Regions from separate parts of the Homo sapiens genome. Here region 2 is linked to region 1. Evidence: chromatin loops called from intact Hi-C (ENCODE). Cell type or tissue: heart left ventricle. All regions are shown on one strand. Region 1 holds the start of LINC02138 (long intergenic non-protein coding RNA 2138). Region 2 overlaps PIEZO1 (piezo type mechanosensitive ion channel component 1 (Er blood group)).

What was found. A loop is a pair of places that touch in the nucleus more often than their neighbours do. Peaks named below come from ENCODE experiments on the same cell type or tissue, not always from the same donor. Only the 100,000 strongest peaks of a DNase experiment are listed, where the experiment ranks them.
Region 2: a loop joins it to region 1, with 8 times the contacts of the local background. A loop is called at or near these places in 72 of 110 quality-filtered maps.

The regions. Positions count from the first base shown.
Region 1 is chr16:89,164,727-89,169,726 of GRCh38, reverse strand. It overlaps LINC02138 (long intergenic non-protein coding RNA 2138), which reads right to left and starts at 3,344. Exons shown (of 3, transcript NR_046200.1): 1 at 3,228-3,344; 2 at 2,421-2,590; 3 at 580-1,618. RefSeq lists enhancers at 1,260-2,107, 2,108-2,956. In heart left ventricle, CTCF peaks have their summits at 1,898 and 2,097 (motif pointing right); a DNase peak (open chromatin) is centred at 2,106; H3K27me3 peaks cover 3,879 bases.
Region 2 is chr16:88,734,589-88,739,588 of GRCh38, reverse strand. PIEZO1 (piezo type mechanosensitive ion channel component 1 (Er blood group)) reads left to right here. Exons shown (of 51, transcript NM_001142864.4): 6 at 853-1,021; 7 at 1,149-1,362; 8 at 1,484-1,655; 9 at 1,775-1,861; 10 at 1,943-2,030; 11 at 2,850-2,950; 12 at 3,181-3,441; 13 at 4,343-4,454; 14 at 4,536-4,714; 15 at 4,791-4,939. It overlaps HSALR1 (HSP90AB1 associated lncRNA 1), which reads right to left. Exons shown (of 3, transcript NR_103774.1): 2 at 1,184-1,768; 3 at 1-1,085. Among named protein-coding and RNA genes, the nearest start is that of PIEZO1-AS1, 5.7 kb to the left of the region's middle. RefSeq lists a silencer at 2,014-2,233. In heart left ventricle, CTCF peaks have their summits at 1,888 and 2,109 (motif pointing left); a DNase peak (open chromatin) is centred at 2,018.

The DNA of each region.
Region 1 (5,000 bases):
AGGGGTACATTTTCGGCTGCAGGACCATCAGCCCTAGAAGAGCCCTTCCCTTTCCTGGTGGACCTGGAGACGCCGGACCCTCCCTCAGCACCCCAAGCCTCCAGCTAGGACCCCACTCTGGGCCTTCTCCTCCTTTTTCCAGAGTCTGCAGTCCTGAGCCTTTGGGACTCACCCCCATCACTCCTGCCCTCTGCCTTGCCCACCTCAACTCTCCACCTCGGGGGACGCACCTCATGGGCATGAGGTGGGGGTGGGCCGGCCAAGATGTAGAGGGGGCTCCCTGGTCCACAGCCTCAGTTCCCATCCTATTTCCTCTCCCCAGTATGAGGAACGGGGGGACAACAAACAGGGTCCCGGACCCCCCAGGAGCCTTGCAGTCTTGGATGTCCCAGAGGTCCCCCCACCCCCAGCCCTTGGCCACTCCTCCCAACACCGCAGGCAGTGGTCGAGGCTGGGCTAAGGAATTTCCAACTTTCTCACGATAGATGCAGGCGGGTGCCGGTTTTCAGCTGAGATGCCATGGTGTCTGCTCTGGAGTGATTCTGTAATTGCACAGTGCAGTAACGGCACTTGACCCTTGATTATTAAATTGTATTTATGTAATTACAGTGTATAAATATACATGCACACCCCAACCACTAAGGGGCAGGCGTGATGCGGAACGCTGCGGTTGAGCAAGGTGGGCTGGACAGGGGCCCTGTGGAGGCCCAGGGCTTAGGCCAGTCACAGCCCCGTTACCGAAGAGGCAGTGGGGGCTGGAGGGCAGGGGTTAGCAGCTGTGAAGGCGGCTCCTACCCAGGGTGTGGGGCGTGGAGGGCAGAAGGGTGACGTCCAGGGAGTTTGGGTGACACCCGACACCAAGGGAGGGGACCCCGGGGTGAGGAGGCCCTGGTCTTGGTCTGGGGGCTGTGTCCATTCCAGACCTGACCTGAGGCTGGGGTGCCTGTGGCAGGGGCTCTGGGGGCTTGCTCTGCAGGTACCAACTGCTCCCTGAGGAGCCCCTGGGCAAGTGCCCCTGTCTGACAGGCAGGGCCTGAGGCTGGAGGAGGCCGGGGTGAGGAGACAAACACAGGTGGGCCCTGGCCGGGAGCCTGGCGTCGGCCATGGGCCATGCCCTTCCAACATTCTACTCTGGCCGGGAGGCCGCCAGGGCGCTGGGGTGAGGCCGACACCCAGTCCTGGGGCCGTCAGAGCACAGACCAGCCCATCTAGGCAGATGAAGGTCCCCACGGAGTGAGTGAGGGGTGGGGAGTGGATCCAGAAGGGCTGGGGCCACCAGCCCCCACGGCCCCTGAGCCCTGGCCTGAGTGCATGTGGCTGGCTCTGGGTAGTGGGCCCTGCAGAGGGACTTCCGCCCATAAGTTTCCCGTAAGTTTCCCCGGGACAGAGGAGACGCAGCTGGATCTCGGGGTGTGGAGGAAGCCAGGCAGTGTCTGTAGCTGGGGCCATCCTGGACCCTGCTGTGCTCCGGCTCTCTGGGCTCAGGGGTGACACTGCCCCCACATTCAGGCAGGCCACCAGCTGCCCCTGGCGGCCACAGGGGGTCAGTCCAGGTGGGCTCAGAGGAGCCCCATCAGGTATGGGGGTGCCGTTTTTGTTCAGAAGCCCCTGACCCCCCCTGCAACACACATGAAAAGAATATTCGAGAAGTCTGTTTAAAACATCTTGGGCATTCAAAACACACGGACAGACAGACAGACAGACAGACGGACATGTTAGACAGGAGGGGCTGCTGGTGGGGGCGGGGTGGTGCTGGCCCTCCTGAGGACCTGGGGACAGCAGGTCCCTGGAGCCTGACGGTCAGTCCTGGCTCTACGGGGAGTTGGGCACAGAGGGGTCAGGGGGTGGCGGGCCTGTCTGGGGCTCCCTCAGGCCTGTCCCTGACCTGGGGAAGTGGGGTCCTGTCCTGCCCAGCCAGCCTGACACTGGTTTTGCGTCCCATCTCCCCACAGTGACAGAGGAGCCAACCAGGCACTGGCTCAAGGTGCAGCCGTAAGAGCTCGGGTGGGCTCAGGACTGGCGGGCTCAGGGCTGGCGGGGTCAGGGCTGGTGGCCTGGTGGCCCATCACACCCGCCAGCCCCGGCAGGGGGCAGTGTGGCTCCAGGGATGCCAGTGGAGGCGGGTGGGGGAAGGGCAGCGGGCTCCTCCGATTGCTGGAGGGTGTTCAGGGCAGAGCTGGGAGGGGACGATGGGCTCTTCCCTGCTTCCGTCTCCATGCTGGACATGCCTGCCCCCTCCAGGCCGGCCCAGCACTGTCACCAAGCGTGGACGCCTTGACTTCCTGCCCTTGGAGCCCCAACCCGGGCAGGGATCAGGGAGGCCAGCGGCCAGGCATGCCCCAGGGGGGGGCTGCAAGTGTGGTCCATGCCCACCACCCTTTCCCTGGCCCTGAGCACTGGGAAGGTGGGGGGCAGCTCACCTGAGGTCTCACCTGGCGTTGGCCCTGAGACCACCCGAGCCTCCCCGATGGCTGAGGCGAAGGCACAAGGGTGGCCAGGCCAGCAGGGACTCCTGAGGTCGGGCCAGGCCCCAGCAAGGCTGAGGCTGAGTGGGCGGAGCTGGCCACAGGGGTGGGGACGTGGGACAGCACTGTTGGGGGAACCAGAGAGCAGAGGTCACCAGGCTGCTCCCGATGTTCAGGCTTTCACAGGGATCCATAAGCTGCAATGGCCCCCAGTCAGCACCCTCCAAAGACAGGCTGTGGCTGGGGATGGGGCTGGGGCTGACGGTGGAGTGGCCCACACCCCCCAAGGCCCCTAGAGTCCTGACCATCCCCACGGGTAGTGCCGGAGCTCCCAGCTGCCTTGTGAGTCATGGGGGTGGGAGCCTCATTTGGCTGAACCTCAGAAGGGCAAGTGGGGCATGAGTGGCCTTGTCCTGCCCCAGCCCAGAAAGCTGTGGTCCCGGAGAGAGTGGCTGTCCAGCCCCCCACACCATGCGAACGCTCCCCTCCCCAGCAGATCCCACCCATGGCAGGCCCATCTCTACCCAGTTCCAGACATCTGTCCTCTCCCCCGCTGCGTGGGTCTGTGTCCCCAGCAAATCCCACCCATGGCCCATCTCTACCCAGTTCCGGACGTCTGTCCTCTTCCCTGCTGCGTGGGTCTGTGTCCCCAGCAGATCCCACCCACGGCAGGCCCGTCTCTACCCAGTTCCGGACGTCTGTCCTCTCCCCTGCTGCGTGGGTCTGTGTCCCCAGCAGATCCCACCCACGGCCCATCTCTACCCAGTTCCGGACGTCTGTCCTCTCCCCTGCTGCGTGGGTCTGTGTCCCCAGCAGATCGCACCCACGGCAGGCCCATCTCTACCCAGTTCCGGACGTCTGTCCTCTCCTCCACTGCATAGGTCTCTGTCCCCAGCAAATCCCACCCACGGCCCATCTCTACCCAGTTCCGGACGTCTGTCCTCTCCCCTGCTGCGTGGGTCTGTGTCCCCAGCAGATCCCACCCACGGCAGGCCCGTCTCTACCCAGTTCCGGACGTCTGTCCTCTCCCCTGCTGCGTGGGTCTGTGTCCCCAGCAGATCCCACCCACGGCAGGCCCGTCTCTACCCAGTTCCGGACGTCTGTCCTCTCCCCTGCTGCGTGGGTCTGTGTCCCCAGCAGATCCCACCCACGGCCCATCTCTACCCAGTTCCGGACGTCTGTCCTCTCCCCTGCTGCGTGGGTCTGTGTCCCCAGCAGATCCCACCCACGGCAGGCCCGTCTCTACCCAGTTCCGGACGTCTGTCCTCTCCCCTGCTGCGTGGGTCTGTGTCCCCAGCAGATCCCACCCACGGCCCATCTCTACCCAGTTCCGGACGTCTGTCCTCTCCTCCACTGCATAGGTCTCTGTCCCCAGCAAATCCCACCCACGGCCCATCTCTACCCAGTTCCGGACGTCTGTCCTCTCCCCCGCTGCGTGGGTGTCTCTGTCCCTCCCTCAGTGCCCCAGGCCTCTGTCCTTTATCCCCATAACCCAACACTGTGACAGGAGGGAGGGAGGAGGGTGGAAGAGGGAGCAGGAAGGGGCCGCAGAGGGGAGGAGGGGCTCCGCATGCTCTGGGGCCCTGGAAGGAAGGTCGTGTGACGGGGTCCTCCTGAGCATGCTGGGCCCATGGTAGGGTGGGCATGGGGAGCACAGGGCAGTGCCCCCAAAACCTGTCCTCCCCGTCAGCCACAGGCACTGAGCACCCCGGAGAGGGCAGTGAGAACTGCTGGCTGCCCAGGGAGGGCGGGCGGGGGTGCTGTCCTTTGCAAGGACAGGAGCTTCTGGGTAGGGAGAAGGGCACGGGGTAGGGATGGGAGTTAAAGGGACCCCGGCTGCATCTATAGTCCAGGGGCTGCCTCATCCCCAGTGTCCCTGAAGGTAGCCTGTGCCATGGGACAGTGGCAGTGCCCTGGCCACCCAGCCTGGCTCTTGGAGCTGGGTGGTGCCCAGACTGGAGGAGGCCAGGGTGGCTGCCTCCTGACCACCATCTTACTGTTCCTACCATCCCGTCTCCTGGGTGGTGGTTGGCACCTGTGGAGGGCAGGGCTGCCTCAGGAGCTGGCAGCTCTCAGTTCTGATCCCTGGACATGAAGAAACTTGGGGTAAGGCCCCCAGTCCTCAGAGAGACCCTTTGAGCTTCCGGCTTCGTCATCGGAGGAGCCCAGCATTGCCCTGGGTCATTCCACACCCTGCCCTTTGGGGGGGCCGGCCAGGGCCACGGCTGGGAGATGACGGTCCCATCTGCTAGAAGCTTCTGGAAGGATGGGCCGCCTGGTGGCAGGCGCTTCTGGGCCAGAGCTGGGTGGGAGGGAGGGCAGAGGCCAGGGGGCGTGTGCTGGACACGGAGGGCACCAGGTCCTCTCCGCTGCCTCCTGCTCTTCCCAGCACAGCTGTGCTTGGCACCCCTGCAATCGGGGCAGAGAGGAAGGGGTTAGGGGTCCCTGAGTCAGCTCAGGCAGCCCCGCCCCTCCCCACCTCCTCCATCGTCTTTCAATCAATATCAAGTGGACGGGAGACAAATTTGGGAGCAA
Region 2 (5,000 bases), 430 kb after region 1:
CTCGGCCTGCAGAGCACGGAGACTGTCAGAGCTGGGGTGGGGCCTATCGTCCAGCCCCACAGCCTGCGGTCTCAGCCCGGGCACCTGGCGCCTCAGCCACCAGGAGAGCCCCCGAGTCACAGATGGGGACACTGGGCCGGTGGCAGCCAGGCCAGAGCCAGGGCATCTGACGACAGCCGTGTTCTTTCCACCACACCTGGCTTTCCCTGGTGTTTGGGAAATGGCTGTGTTCTGGGAAATCTTTAGTCAGGTCCAGGGAAAACAGGCCCGGCAGGTCTCTCTCCCCAGCCCCAGGCCGGCCTGTCACTTCTTCTAGGCAGCTGGCCACCTCTGTCCCCCCAGAGGCTTGGGGAGGGCAGGAGTACCACCCCTATCTTCCAGGCAGAGCCACCCAGAAGGCTGGCAGGGGTACACAGGAGACCCTGGAGCCTGGCCATGTCCCTCAGGCCCCCTTGGTCTCTAGAGACCCCCCGGGGTATAGACAGGGCCCCGCTGCTCCCTGGGTGCGTGGTTCGGGGAGATGAGGTGGTATAGGACAGTCTGTGGTCTGTCTGTACCTGGCAAGGTCATCACGTGCCTGGGCTTGGCAGGACAGACCCTGGGTCTTCGGCCAGGGTGGGAGCTGCTACCAGGAAGGCCTGCAGGAACTGTGAGCTTGAGTGAGGAAGTAGGAAGGTGTCAGGCAGACCTCAGGGACGGCTGGGGCCTGTGCCCGGGGAGGCTGTCCTGTGGCCCTCAGAGGAGCAGCTGTGGATGTGGCCGCCTCCCACGCTCCTGGCTGGGCAGGTGTGGGCTGGAGAGGTGGCGTCAGTGCGATACACCTGACCTTGCCCCTGTCCGTGACCTTGGCAGGATGATGATGAGAGGGATGTGGATGCCAGCCCGACGGCAGGGCTGCAGGAAGCAGCAACGCTGGCCCCTACACGGAGGTCACGGCTGGCCGCTCGTTTCCGAGTCACGGCCCACTGGCTGCTGGTGGCGGCTGGGCGGGTCCTGGCCGTAACACTGCTTGCACTGGCAGGTACGCACCGAGGCAGGGGGCACTGGCAGTCACACTGGGAGGGGTCTTGGGAGTTCCCTGATGACTGTGGAGACAGCGGGACACATGGCACTGGCCAGGTACCACCCTGTGTGCCCCTGCCCCGCAGGCATCGCCCACCCCTCGGCCCTCTCCAGTGTCTACCTGCTGCTCTTCCTGGCCCTCTGCACCTGGTGGGCCTGCCACTTTCCCATCAGCACTCGGGGCTTCAGCAGACTCTGCGTCGCGGTGGGGTGCTTCGGCGCCGGCCATCTCATCTGCCTCTACTGCTACCAGATGCCCTTGGCACAGGCTCTGCTCCCGCCTGCCGGCATCTGGGCTAGGTAACGGCTTGCCACACAGCCCCTTTTTCCTGCCACCCTGGTCCCGCCCACCTGGCTCGTCTAGCCCCTGTGGCCCCACTGCCTCTGGGGTGGTAGGCTGTGACGGGTCTTCTCTGGACAGGGTGCTGGGTCTCAAGGACTTCGTGGGTCCCACCAACTGCTCCAGCCCCCACGCGCTGGTCCTCAACACCGGCCTGGACTGGCCTGTGTATGCCAGCCCCGGCGTCCTCCTGCTGCTGTGCTACGCCACGGCCTCTCTGCGCAAGCTCCGCGCGTACCGCCCCTCCGGCCAGGTGAGCACCTGCCACCCATGGTGGGTGGGCTGAGGCCAGGCCATGGGGCTGGTCTCAGGACCTCCTGCCTCTGGGTGGGGTGTGGAGCTGGTTTGGGCTCAAGACGCTGGTCTCTGCAGAGGAAGGAGGCGGCAAAGGGGTATGAGGCTCGGGAGCTGGAGCTAGCAGAGCTGGACCAGTGGCCCCAGGAACGGGAGTCTGACCAGGTGAGCAGCCAGGCAGGTGGAGACGCCAGCGTGGGGGGCGCCCGGCCAGCCCGTGCATGGCTCAGCGCTGCTTGCCCACAGCACGTGGTGCCCACAGCACCCGACACCGAGGCTGATAACTGCATCGTGCACGAGCTGACCGGCCAGAGCTCCGTCCTGCGGCGGCCTGGTGAGTACCGCACACTGCAAGGTATGGCTGGGTGCGGGGGGCGGGGCGGAGGCCGGTGCTGCCCCCTGGTGGCCGCCTGGCGCTCTCGCATGCTCGCGCCGCACCTCTGCCTGCCGCCCCCTCGGGGGCCCAGGACATCCACGGGTCGGTGTCAGTGACCCCCGAGACCCCCAGGGCAGCCGAGTGGCCATGTCACTGACCAACCCCCAAGACCCCCAGGGCAGCTGAGTGGCCGCGTCGTTGATCCCCAAGACCCCATGGGGGGCCTCCAGGTCCCCCAACCCCTCCCCAGAGAATGTGGCTATGCTGTCTTGTGCTGTTAGCTCTGGGAGCTGCTCCAGGTGGCCCAGTGGCCCCAGGAGGCCGCTCGTCCAGGGCAGGGGCTGGCCTGGGAACTCTGTGTTGGCCACGTCGCCTTGGGAGGGCCTGGGGGCTCTTTCTGGCTACTTTCTTTCTTTACCCTAACCCTTGATTTTCCATTTTGCAATGTGTTTCTGAATGAAGCAAATGAAGCCACGGCCCTGGGGTGGGGGTCCTGAGAGTCTTCAGGTGCGCAGAGCTGGAAAGGGGGTCAGGGCCACCTTTCCCACCCTTTCAAGGAAAGTGAGGCCCAGAGAACGGCAGGTGCTGGCAGGGCCATCCCTGACGCTCAGGGACGGTGTCAGCCCAATTGCCGGAGCCCTCGTGTTCTGCCCATAGCCCACCGGGGGCCTGTCTCTCCTGCTGTGTGCTTGCCCAGGGCCCAGATTTTAGGGCATAGTCAGGGTGGGGAGGCCTGCAGATCAACCTGCCGAAGCTGACCGCTGTCCCCACCTGCAGTGCGGCCCAAGCGGGCTGAGCCCAGGGAGGCGTCTCCGCTCCACAGCCTGGGCCACCTCATCATGGACCAGAGCTATGTGTGCGCGCTCATTGCCATGATGGTAGGCGGCTGTGGGGGTTGGGGTGGGCGGCCCCCTCTGCCGCGCAGGTGTGGGGCATCGCCTGGGTGGGGTGCGCTGGGCAGCTGTGCAGCCCCCTCTGCCGCGCAGGTGTGGGGCATCGCCTGGGTGGGGTGCGCTGGGCAGCTGTGCAGCCCCCTCTGCCGCGCAGGTGTGGGGCATCGCCTGGGTGGGGTGCGCTGGGCAGCTGTGCAGCCCTCTCTGCCGCGCAGGTATGGAGCATCACCTACCACAGCTGGCTGACCTTCGTACTGCTGCTCTGGGCCTGCCTCATCTGGACGGTGCGCAGCCGCCACCAACTGGCCATGCTGTGCTCGCCCTGCATCCTGCTGTATGGGATGACGCTGTGCTGCCTACGCTACGTGTGGGCCATGGACCTGCGCCCTGAGCTGCCCACCACCCTGGGCCCCGTCAGCCTGCGCCAGCTGGGGCTGGAGCACACCCGCTACCCCTGTCTGGACCTTGGTGCCATGGTGAGTGTGCACCACCACATCCGGGGGTGCCTGGGTGCGCAGACCCATCAGGGTTGTCGTCCTGTTCAATGTCCACTTGCCCGGGGGAGTGGCAGCGCCAAGAAGGCAGATGTGTCTGTCTGTCCCCTTCTGCCCACCCAGAGCCAGCCCAGAGTAGCTTCTCAGTGAGCGTTTGTTGACTGAATAAACAGACAACCTTGTGTTGGCACGGGCACCACCCCTGTGCCCTGACACTGTGTGAGCGTGGGCTCTGTTGGCACGGGCACCACCCCTGTGCCCCGACACTGTGTGTGAGCATGGGCTATGCCCATTGGCACAGGCACCACCCCTGCGCCCCTGACAGTGTGTGTGAGCGTGGGCTCTGCCCATTGGCACCATGCACAGCCCTGGGTCTCAGTGACAAGCTGTGCAGGCCATGTGTTCACAGGGTGCCTGCGTGTCCATGTGAAACGGGTGCCAGCATCGTGTCTGGACACCTGTTTGCAGGCCAGTGGGTCTCATCTTGTGAAACTTGTGAGCCTGTGTGCCAACATATGCACCTGTGAGCTTGTGTGCATATGTGAGCACGCATGTGGGCAAACATGCACTCCAGCATGTGGACATGTGTGCAGGTGCGTGCATGGATCTGTGCCCACGTGAACTAGTGAACCCGTGTGTGACTCTGCGTGTGAGCGCAAGTGAACCCATGCACTCATCCATGGATGTGAGAGTGTGTGCTCGTGTGCCTCTGAGTGGGTGTGAGCGAGAGGGTGTTCGGTGCCTGTGGGGAGGCTGCGGTGGATGGGCTGGTGCCAGCCGCCTGAGAGCTCTTGCCCCCTGCTATAGGAGGGTGCTGGGTCCCCCGGCTGTGGGAGGGGTGCTGGGCCCCCCGGCTGACTGTGACACCCTGCGCTTGTCACAGTTGCTCTACACCCTGACCTTCTGGCTCCTGCTGCGCCAGTTTGTGAAAGAGAAGCTGCTGAAGTGGGCAGAGTCTCCAGCTGCGCTGACGGAGGTCACCGTGGCAGACACAGGTGAGTGGTGGGCCAGAGGCGGGGGTTGCCCTCCTGCCTGCCCGCCCTGATGCCATCGCCTGCCCCTGGCTTGGCCCACAGAGCCCACGCGGACGCAGACGCTGTTGCAGAGCCTGGGGGAGCTGGTGAAGGGCGTGTACGCCAAGTACTGGATCTATGTGTGTGCTGGCATGTTCATCGTGGTCAGCTTCGCCGGCCGCCTCGTGGTCTACAAGATTGTCTACATGTTCCTCTTCCTGCTCTGCCTCACCCTCTTCCAGGTGGCTGGGGGGCCGGGATGGGGGCTGGGGCACGGACCCTCCCCGCGGTCCTCACCACCCCCACCTCACCCGGCAGGTCTACTACAGCCTGTGGCGGAAGCTGCTCAAGGCCTTCTGGTGGCTCGTGGTGGCCTACACCATGCTGGTCCTCATCGCCGTCTACACCTTCCAGTTCCAGGACTTCCCTGCCTACTGGCGCAACCTCACTGGCTTCACCGACGAGCAGTGAGTCCAGGCTGGGGCGGTGGGGCAGGGGCGCCGAAACCCCGTGCACTTCCCCGGGGCT